2 separate regions of the Mus musculus genome follow, and region 2 is linked to region 1. A link is a loop called in an ENCODE intact Hi-C map of the cell type or tissue named here. Cell type or tissue: gastrocnemius. All regions are shown on one strand.

The links. Peaks named below come from ENCODE experiments on the same cell type or tissue, not always from the same donor. Only the 100,000 strongest peaks of a DNase experiment are listed, where the experiment ranks them.
Region 2: a loop joins it to region 1, with 9 times the contacts of the local background. A loop is called at or near these places in 24 of 42 quality-filtered maps.

The regions. Positions count from the first base shown.
Region 1 is chr4:101,996,579-102,001,578 of GRCm38, forward strand. No RefSeq gene overlaps it. Among named protein-coding and RNA genes, the nearest start is that of Gm12789, 12 kb to the left of the region's middle. In gastrocnemius, a CTCF peak has its summit at 2,166 (motif pointing left); a DNase peak (open chromatin) is centred at 2,143.
Region 2 is chr4:101,655,481-101,660,480 of GRCm38, forward strand. Leprot (leptin receptor overlapping transcript) reads left to right here. Exons shown (of 4, transcript NM_175036.4): 3 at 629-815; 4 at 2,358-3,878. The coding sequence ends at 2,474. Among named protein-coding and RNA genes, the nearest start is that of Leprot, 10 kb to the left of the region's middle. In gastrocnemius, a CTCF peak has its summit at 1,953 (motif pointing right); no DNase peak of the experiment used is centred here; H3K4me3 peaks cover 343 bases; H3K27ac peaks cover 1,825 bases.

The sequences.
Region 1 (5,000 bases):
TCATACCACCTACACATGCGGAGTGTTCACATGTCTTGTACTTTAAAACATCAGATAAGGGATGATTTATACCAAACAAATGATGGCACTGAGCAGAAAGCCAAAAGGAAATTAAGTCTTAGTGAAGTGGGTAAGAGTTTCAGGGGAGCAGGCTAGTCCTTTGGAACTGGGAGGTGTTTGATCTACTCTGAAGGGTACCCGAAGAAAAAAGTCCCCAGGGCAACTGACCCATTAGAGTCCTCATGACAAATTGACTGCTTTAGTTTCCAAAATTCCTCTTTCAGAAATATGTGTCCAGCGTTGTCTGGAACCAGATTCTCTGCCTGCACACTCTGCTCAGAAAGATTGTGTGGGAAGCCACTCTCAGAAGAGAGCACAGCTGGGTTCAGTAGCTTACTCGGATCAAGTGGCCAAGAGTGATGGAAAGCAAGGGAAGCCGCTGAGGTGTGGCTGCTTTGGGAAGCAGAACACTAGAAGAGGGAAAAATTCAAAGCATCAAAGTGTTGAAAAATTGCTTTTAGAGTACTGTCAGCAGACAGCAGAGGCAGGAGACTCAGGGCAGCCCTAATGTCATGAGAAATGTTCATATGTAAAGCTAGAAAAATGACAGTTCTGTAACAGATGTAGAAGTAGGTTTTGAGAAAGCCCTTATAAACATGCAATATTTTAAATGCCAATAAATCACAATCAAGAGTTTGAGAATCAAATCCAGTTGAAGACAAGCATCTTGAAGGAAAACCATATGAAGGGACTCTACAAAATGAAATCTGTTGCCATTGTCTGGTATATTTTCAGGAGTTTGGTTAAAGCTGAAATTTAGATTTGTGTGTAGCATGGCTTGAACTTGAAGCCTTCAGTTTGGAAGGACAGGTTCATCTTGGTCAGGATAGTGTATGCTTATGCTGTTTGCGTCATTATTGAAAGCACTTCATTAGCATTCTGGAGCAACTTGTTAGTGTTGGAATGTGACTTAGGAAATAGCAAGATAGGTGGGTACTAACCAGCTCTTACCAGGAAATGAAGAGAAAAAGAGTCCAGACACTCCCTCCTGGCTCTCCTGTTACCATCAAGGACATTTTTGACACCTTAATGGTGATGTTTGAAAGCCTAAATGGGAGCCGGGCGTGGTGGTGCACGCCTTTAATCCCAGCACTCCGGAGGCAGAGGCAGGCAGATTTCTGAGTTCTGATTTCTGAGGCCAGCCTGGTCTACAAAGTGAGTTCCAGGACAGCCAGGGCTATACAGAGAAACCCTGTCTCCAAAAACAAACAAACAAACAAACAAACAAACAAACAAAACAAAAAAGAAAGAAAGCCTAAATGGAAAGTCTAACTATTTATTCGTGGGAGAGAAATTTTGAAAAGATTAAATAAAAAAACTTATATCCAGTTGGAACTGTAGAAGGCATGAGACCCACATTCTCATGGATAAGCATTAGATAAGCCAGAAATGTTAAAATGCAGGTAGAAGGGTGTGCCACCACGCCCGGCACTTAGCTTGATTTTTAAATCAGGCAGAGCCAGCAGCCTAGGTGGGGTGGGGTGGGGCTACCCACAGTGGACTGGACTATCCCACATCCATCATCATATTTGATGCCCTATAGACCAATCTGATGGTGACTGTTCTTCAATCCAGGTTTCTTCCCCTTGGATGACTCTAGCTTGTGTCAAGTGGCTACAAACCAACCAGTTCTCTCAGAACGTTTCTCATCTTGGGCTTTAGTGTTGTAAGAAAGGGATTGGATGATAGAAGAGAACAGAGAGGTTATGGCTCCAGATTTCCAGGGAACTAGAAAACACACATGAGATTGTCAGTTACACTATGCCTCCCCAAATTACAAAGATGGGCGTACAGAGAGCGGAATATGCGCTTACCAAGGCTACAGCCCCGCAGTTCCGCACTGGAAAGGTGGGTTGTTTTCCTTTCCTATTATGGCTACTGAGGACGTTTGCTCTCTGCCACAGGTAGCACAGCATTTCTGTAGCTTGCAAGAAGATTGAAATTCAGAACCTTAAGTGTGGTTTGCTAGATGGTATTGTTTTCACACCGTTAAGAGAAGAAAATGGTAAGGAGACACAGTCAACTGGGTTCCTCTAATGTTACTACTGTACCAGGACGCCGTGGTCCTAATTATGTGTTGGGCTCTGCTGCCACCTGCTGGTCATCTAGGAAAATAGACGAAAGCTTCCCGTATGTGATGAATACCTGACCCCCTGAATTTCAATCTTCTTCCAAGCTACAGTTGAGTAGGAACAGAAAAAGTGGACTACGTTTCGAACAGCAAGAACCCAAGCAGGTGAGGTGCAGAGGGCCTGTGGTTTATTCGGGGGACTTGGCCAGATTAGCATAGGAGGTCAAGGATAGATCATCTTATGTTTTCTGTGTGATTACTGGGGAAAAGCATAAGGTAAAGAAACAGAGCCTCCTGATTAATTGATAGTTTCTATTTATATTATGGATAATCCACTTACAACATTCAAGAGAAGGAGGAGTTTGATTCCTAGGGGGCATAAAGAGGGTGATTCTCTGCTTTTATTTATTTTTTCTTCTCTTCCTATAATGCATTTGGGTTTGATCATATGCATGCCCAATTACTCAGAGGCATAAGAGAGCCAATAGAGAGTCTTCTTGAAATTTTATTTGAGACACACATTTGAAGGATTGTGCATATACCCCAAACTGTTCAGGCATTTCTCTTCCATAAGGAAGGTATGATTGAATAAAATCTGTCTACATCTGATGATTGTCATGGCGGGGTGGGGGGGGAGGATGGAGAAACTTATCCTAATGTTCAGAGAGAGGTATATATGTAGCTGGATGCAAATGGGGCCTGAGGTTATTGGATGCATTGTTCCAGAGAGGGGTGTTATGTGTAAGTAAAAAAGCTGGGCTTCCACTTGCGTTATCAGAAGGCGATTTCATAAACCAAACCAAGAAGAGTCCCACATTATTAAACCATTCCCTATGCGTGCCTGCCTCAGTCCTCCTTGTTAATCATCCTTGAAAATTTCTGTAGGGTTGTGGGTTCCTCATCTGCTTCACCACAGGCCAGGGCTGCTTGGGGAGGTGGAACTCAGGGAGTTAGACTGTGCTTATCCCACACTGCCCTAGGCACCACTCTGGGGTGGGAAAGCACAGTCTGAGGTGTGAGAAAGACAGAACTGGTTCCAGGGTCCCTGGGCCTAAGCTGAAGTCGGGCTGTGGGGGACTCAGACTCTTGGACACCCAGGCACAGCTGGAAGTCGTGGAAGAGCAAAGAATGCAGTGGGTCTAGCCCAGGGTGGGTGTGTGTGGGTGCAGGGGAGGGGGAGCAGGGAGCTAGTCCCACGGGGGGGGGAGAGAGAGAGAGAGAGAGAGAGAGAGAGAGAGAGAGAGAGAGAGAGAGAGAGAGAGAGAGAGTTGGTGGCTTGAAAGCTACAGGCTTGGTGGAGGTTGTAGCTGGGAGTGAGAGCCTTTCTATGGGAGACAAGACAGTGTCTCTTTAGGTAAAGGCCTTCTTTGTGGTCTCCCACTGCTCCCCACTGCAGATCATAATGAAAAGAGGCAGTTCCATGTTCTGAATCATTTCTTGCCGTAGTGGAAAGTGGATGCATAAAACCATGCCCCGCTTCTCAGGGTGGGCCTGGGATTAAATACCTTTTGCAGGGAGGAATGTCTGGGAAGGAAAGCTTATTGGCTATGCCCTCCGGAACTCTAGCTACTTCATTAGCATGGAGACCTCTGTCTTGAGCCTATGTGACCTGTGTCTCTTTTATGTGAGAAGCATGGCATGTGTCCCAAGTCTGCCAGGGAGCTGGGAGTCACCTAAGCCTCAGGTGCGTGCCCACCGAGTCTCCGGGTCTCGACCTGCTCTCCCTTACCAAACTTCCTGGCATGGTTTTATCTCCTACAATTTTCTTTTTCCCATGTAGCTATTGAACTCAGGAGTAGTTTTGATCAACTGCTAGCAAAACAGAGGAGGGACATGTATAGTTACAATGCTTTCAAGTAAAAATTCTGTAAAGTAGGATTGTCCCAAAGGCCATACAGCTACAGCCTGTAAACAAGAGGACTCCGTGAAGCCTCTAAGTGTCGTTGATACCCTGGCTCCTGTAAAGGCAATGCTTATGTACTTGCTGTGGGACATGTGTTCTTTGAGTTGTTTGCCTACCTTGCCTTCATTTTCTGTTTGTTCACGATTTACTGTGAAATGCAAGCATCAAAGTTTTACAAGCAGGGACTTTCACTGTTACTATAAGATCTCCCATTTCTTTATTTGTCAAGTAATAAGGATTGGTCTTCTAAGCTCACTGATGCCTCAATTTTGCAGGCAGTTGGAGCATTGACACCCTAAATCCCTCAAGAGTGGAGTGAAAAATGGGGAAACCCAAAGTACCTGCCGGTAGTTTCTGAATGTTCCCTGGGCATACCCACTCCCACTCTCTTGTCCTCAGTCATAGTTATTTTCTGTAGCTGTGACAAAACACTGTGGCTAAGACAAATTATAAACAAAATCATTTATGGGCTTTAGGTTTCAGAGGGTTAGAGTTCATGACGGTGGAACAAAACATGGCAGCAGGACCTGCTGAGAGCTCACTTCCTGATTCACAAGCAAGAGGAAGACCAAGAAAGACACTGGGGAGAGTGGAGGCTTTTGAAATCTTAGCTCCTCACCAGGTAGACCTTGCAGTCTCTTGATAGTGCAGGCCTTGGCTGGCATCTTGTCCTTCCATAGTAATCTGCACACAGCTTTGAGATCTCTAATCCCAACATTAGCTGAAACCAATTCATAGGTGTTCAGTCCTGGAAACCCCATCTCTTTCTGCTTGGCTGCCCCTTTCTGGGAGTTCTGCTGATGTCCCATCATGTCCATGCTGAAGGTTATTCTCTGGATTGTTACAGTGGTCTTGTTCTCCTCTTCCAATCTTCAAAGGTTCACACAACCAGTCCCTTATAAAATTTAAAAAAAAAAGAAAAAACAAAACAACAACAACAAAAACAAAACAAAACAAAAAAAAACC
Region 2 (5,000 bases), 340 kb before region 1:
ACACAGCCGTGAGCAGAGCCCAAGGCAGGCTTGAGACCAGAGAGTGACGAGAGAAGACTGCGGTGGCTGTAGGTTCAGAGAATGAGGGTGACGTGGTCCAGAGTGGATAGAGGAGGAAGCAGACATAAGGTAGCAGATAAGAAGCCTCACTTGTGGCTCTTCTAAGTCATTAGAAGCTTTCATGCATACATGCACTCAAGGATCTTCCTGAAGCTAGCTCATGTAAGCCACTGTACTGCGTTCTGTAGGGAAAGCAGAGGCGCATTTTTACGATTCTGTCCTTAGAGTTGCTCATCAGGGCCAGTGATGCAGGATGCAGCTCAACAGTAGAGTGCTTGCCTAGTATGTACAAAGTCCTTGGTTCATTCCCCCGGACTACAAAAACCTGCAGATCTCTAACATATAAAACAGTTGTTTCTCAATCATACACTGAATAGTTGTTTCTTAATATAGGCTGCATATGTATTAGTAAGAAAGAATATTTATCTATGCTTGATAGAAATAGCATGTCTGAATTTCATAATTGATTAATGTTTTTACATTTGAAATAGCCATGTTGAAACAACAGTATGCCTCTGAGTTAAGATGTAACTTTCTTTTTGGTTTCATCCGGGTTCCCTGAAAACAGCGTTTACTGGCCCCTGTTCGTCTTGATTTTCTACGTCATCTCCCCCATCCCCTACTTCATTGCCAAAAGGGTCACATATGACTCCGACGCGACCAGCAGTGCCTGTCGGGAACTGGCGTATTTCTTCACCACTGGGATTGTTGTTTCTGCCTTTGGACTTCCTGTTGTTCTTGCTCGTGTGGATGTGGTGAGTTCTGGTTTCTGTTGTTTTACTCTGGTCAGGGTTTGTTTCAAGGGCCTGTGTCTGAGGCCTCGAGTTTATTTCCGTTGCTTTGGCTCTCTTTGGAGCCGTTTGTAGCTTTCGTTTCTCTCTCCTATTGGTCAGAGTCTCCGTCATAGCTTCAGAATGCTTTCCTGGTTTCTCTTACAACTTTTAGTCAAAGCATATGATGTCTTGCTTTTTCCATACTAAGTTATTCTCTATAGTCATTCTTATATTCCTGCCTCTTAAGCCATGGGGCAATCCATAGAGTCAGTCAGTAGAAAGGCTTTCCCAATCACAAAGTGAAGGAAGGGCATATCAAAGGAGCCAGGGCCTGACTTCTCAGGAACTCTGGGATGTACTGAGGGATAGCCAGTGAGTGACCCAGTGCGGGCTTTTGTTTGTTTTTTTTGTTTTTTGACTGGCAAATAAAGATTGTGCTATAATTTATTCAGATTCTTTGACTTGCCTGCTTTTTGTTTTTATTCTGTCAACCACATTGGCCATCAGAAATGTACAATTTTGTTTATTCATTTAATATGAAACTATCTCATGGACATCTTCTATTTATGAAATGCCAATAATAAAAACTACACTGTCAGCACTCAGAGAACACGTTGGTGGCCTGTGAGGATGTATGCTAAAGAATACTGCATGTGGGGAGGGAAGCTGGTAAGAGTTCCATAGGAGGACCAAGAGAGAAAGGCCAGCTGCTGCTCCGTAAGGGCCTCTAAGGCCAAGTAGGAGTCTGATTAAAGTAGGGAAGGTTGTTGGAATAGCACACGAGTGTGAAAATGCAGTGTGTGGCATAAAGAACAGTGTCGTGTGATAAAGCAGAAGGTAAGATAAGAGCAAGGCCAGAAAGGTCTCTGAAGTCTGCTCAGCCAGAGCCCCTAATGCTGCCTCAGCTTGAACTTTACTTAAGCACTGAGGAACGCTGATGCTCTGAACACAGGTGGCTCTGGCCTCATTCGTCAGCCTCAAGTTTGTGGTAAGTCTTCCTACTTCAGCCTTGGGGTGGTGTTTGGAGAAGAAGCTTTCATAGATGTTTCTGTTGGTTAACTTGAAGCAAAAAAAAAAAAAAAAAAAAAGAAAAAATGCCCACTAGAGGGCACTCTCATCCCCAGCTATGACTCTATAGAACCATCTGCCCAGCTGTGGATTATTGTTTACAGTGTATCTTGCCTAGAAAAGAAGCAAACAGATTCGTAACTTTCCAATTTCTGTTCTTTGTGAAAGAGGTATTTGCACCTCATGTTGGATCACTGATAATCTTGCTCCATGTGTTTTTCTTGAGGCAGTTACTGCAAACTGAAAACAACCATGAGTCTCCTCAGGACGATATTAAGGATGCTACTAGACTTAATTAACAAGCGTTGTGGAATCCATTAAACATGACCCGGAAGTTCTCTGTCCTCCACCCATGACATTCCTAGCCCCTTAGCAGCCTTGTGTCATGCTTCAGTGCGGTGTCTGATGTAGAAGAATACAACCTGAAAAGGACTTATCCCTTCTTTTGTGTTTCAGATCAAGTGGGGAGCCTGTGGTCTTGTGCTGGCCGGCAACGCTGTCATTTTCCTCACAATTCAAGGCTTCTTCCTCGTCTTTGGAAGAGGAGATGATTTCAGTTGGGAACAGTGGTAGCCCCTCCTCCCCATGGAAAGCATTGAGTCTTAGAATTTGTACTGTACGTATATGTGTGCACATGTGTTTCAGATTTGAATATGCTGAGTTTTTTTATACCTTTATATCATGATCATCTTAGGGAAGATGTTGTAAACAAAAGATGAGTTTTACTCCTGGCACACAGGTCACTCCATTGACTCAAAGTGAATTATTTTTATCTTCTAGCTTCCAGAAAGCCTGTTACTATGGCCTTGTAGACAGCTGCTCACTTATCCAGGGGGTCTAAACCTTTTGCCTTGGGTTAGGCTTGGGAGACACTGGGGCAGATCTCCTACAGCCCAAACATAGGTGGCGCTCTCCCTGTACACTTAGACTCATCTCATCCACACAGAGCATCAGCATCTGCTAGGAGCCCATTGGGGATGCAGGGTCAGACTGGGTAACTTTGATGCGATTGCACACTTGGCGCACGCACATTGACGGGTGAGGAGGTTTGTTGTAGAGGAATAAGCATCATAGCTCCCCTGCCCTCTCTGGGTGTTGCATGCTCATTTGCAGGAAAAAAAAAAAAATCACCTGCCCCCTGCTGTGAATGAGTTCAGACTTCAGGTGTTTCTAACATGTTCAATACTTGTGTTGTTCCTCAAATTTGGGGGACCTGTTCTTAGGCAGGAACAGATAAGTCATCCAAAAGGCAGTGGCTGATTGCTCAGAATAAGATACAAAATAACCAAAAAACCCCTCTGGGGTGCAAGGAGGGAAACTTGGCTGGAATGGTCCCTACTTTAAGTGGAGGGCAGGATAGACAATTCTTGGAAATGTCCCTCTACGGTGCCTCCCATCCCCCATGCAGCATTTGGTTTGCTCTTGGTGGTGGGTCTCCTGAAGGGTATGAGGCAAGAGTGAGCAGAGGGGAGGGAGTCACTGAAGTTACACGCTGGTGCACTTTTCATCCTTGATATTGAACTTGATGTCACCTCCACAGGACACACAGGGATCCACATCATTTTGGTTCTTATAAACAGTTTTTCTAGCTCATCTTTTTTATCTGGAGCCTACTGGGAGAAGGAAGTGAGAACTACAAGCACCCAGTCAGGATGCCATCAGCGGTGTTTAAGCATTGATGCTGCTCGCTAATGAGTGTCCAGAGCACTCTCCCTTGAGGCTTGCGGTCCAAGGAGTCAGCATCCAGGCCAGGGCTGGTGTGACGCTGGGACCAGCAGGTGAATGGACAGAGGACAGTGTGCAATGTTATATTTTGGCCTTGTGCATGACATTATGTTTTGAATATTTTGTGTACAAATAGAATTGTTAGCGTTGTCATTTCTAGTATTTACATTAGAAAAATTATTTAGATACTTGATCATTTAACTGGCATTTTTAATCATGACACTTGCTATTGTAATAAATTTGACTTTTAACACTGAAGGAGAGTTGCATTTCATAAATCTTTAATCTCCATTTACCTTGTGTTAAAGATGAGTGACAATCTCTTAACACTTTGGAATGGACAGTTCTGAGTAGTGATCCTGTCTTGGAATGGACCTCTGTGATACCATTTTGACCGTCCAGTTGGCTGTAATAACTTTTCTTTCCCCATGAATTTATCTGACTATTTTTGGAAGTGTCTTGGTTGTTTGATTACCTCAAATAACCAAGATGGCTTTCATGTAGGAGCTTAAAGTATCGCTTTTTCCCTCTTCCTTTTCTCTTTTTAAGATAGGGTCTTACTCAGTAGCCCAGGCTACCTTTAAGCTCACTTGATACTTCTCTTTCACCCTCAAGCACATAGACCGTATCTGGCTTAAGAGTTATCTCTTGATTTGATTTCTGGAAAGATGGAAGATACCTGTATAAAGAGTATGTGAGAGGCTGGAGAGCTGGCTCAGTGGTTAAGAACACTTGGTGTTCTTGCAGAGGACCTGGGTTCAGTTCCCAGCACCCACATAAGTTGACTCAATAGTAATTCCAAGGTATCCAATGCCGTATGGCTCTGTGGGTACCTACACACGCATGCACATACACAGGCACACAGGCACCATACACACATAAAATTAAAGTATTTGAAGTGACAGATTATTATTAGATTTGCTGTGTGTCTACAAGAAGCATTTATTCCACAGTGCCAAGTATTATAAGCAATGCTAGCCATATAGGAATATTTATAGTTTTTTTTTCCTGATCAGAATGGTGGATGTCTTTCTTTCCTTCCAAGAAGCAGCCATTCATATATTGTAGAATATATTTATAAATTCTGAGCATATTGATTACATTTGTAAAATTGGGAATATACTTTAAAGATTTACCCACAAGTAAGAATTCTCATGACAAGACTGACATATTCTAGCAACTAGCTGATAGGAGAATGGAAAACACAAGTTATTATGAGTGGGCAGGAGCAGGTAAGCTGTGTTGACCCTGACCTGTGAGGCTGAAGGTCTCTACCCAAGTGTGGAACAGGAATTCTGTTCCAAAGGTGTGAAGAAGTTTTGGAGGAAGACGGTGGGAGTTTCCACCTCTTTTTCAGAACAAGGCCTTTCTTCC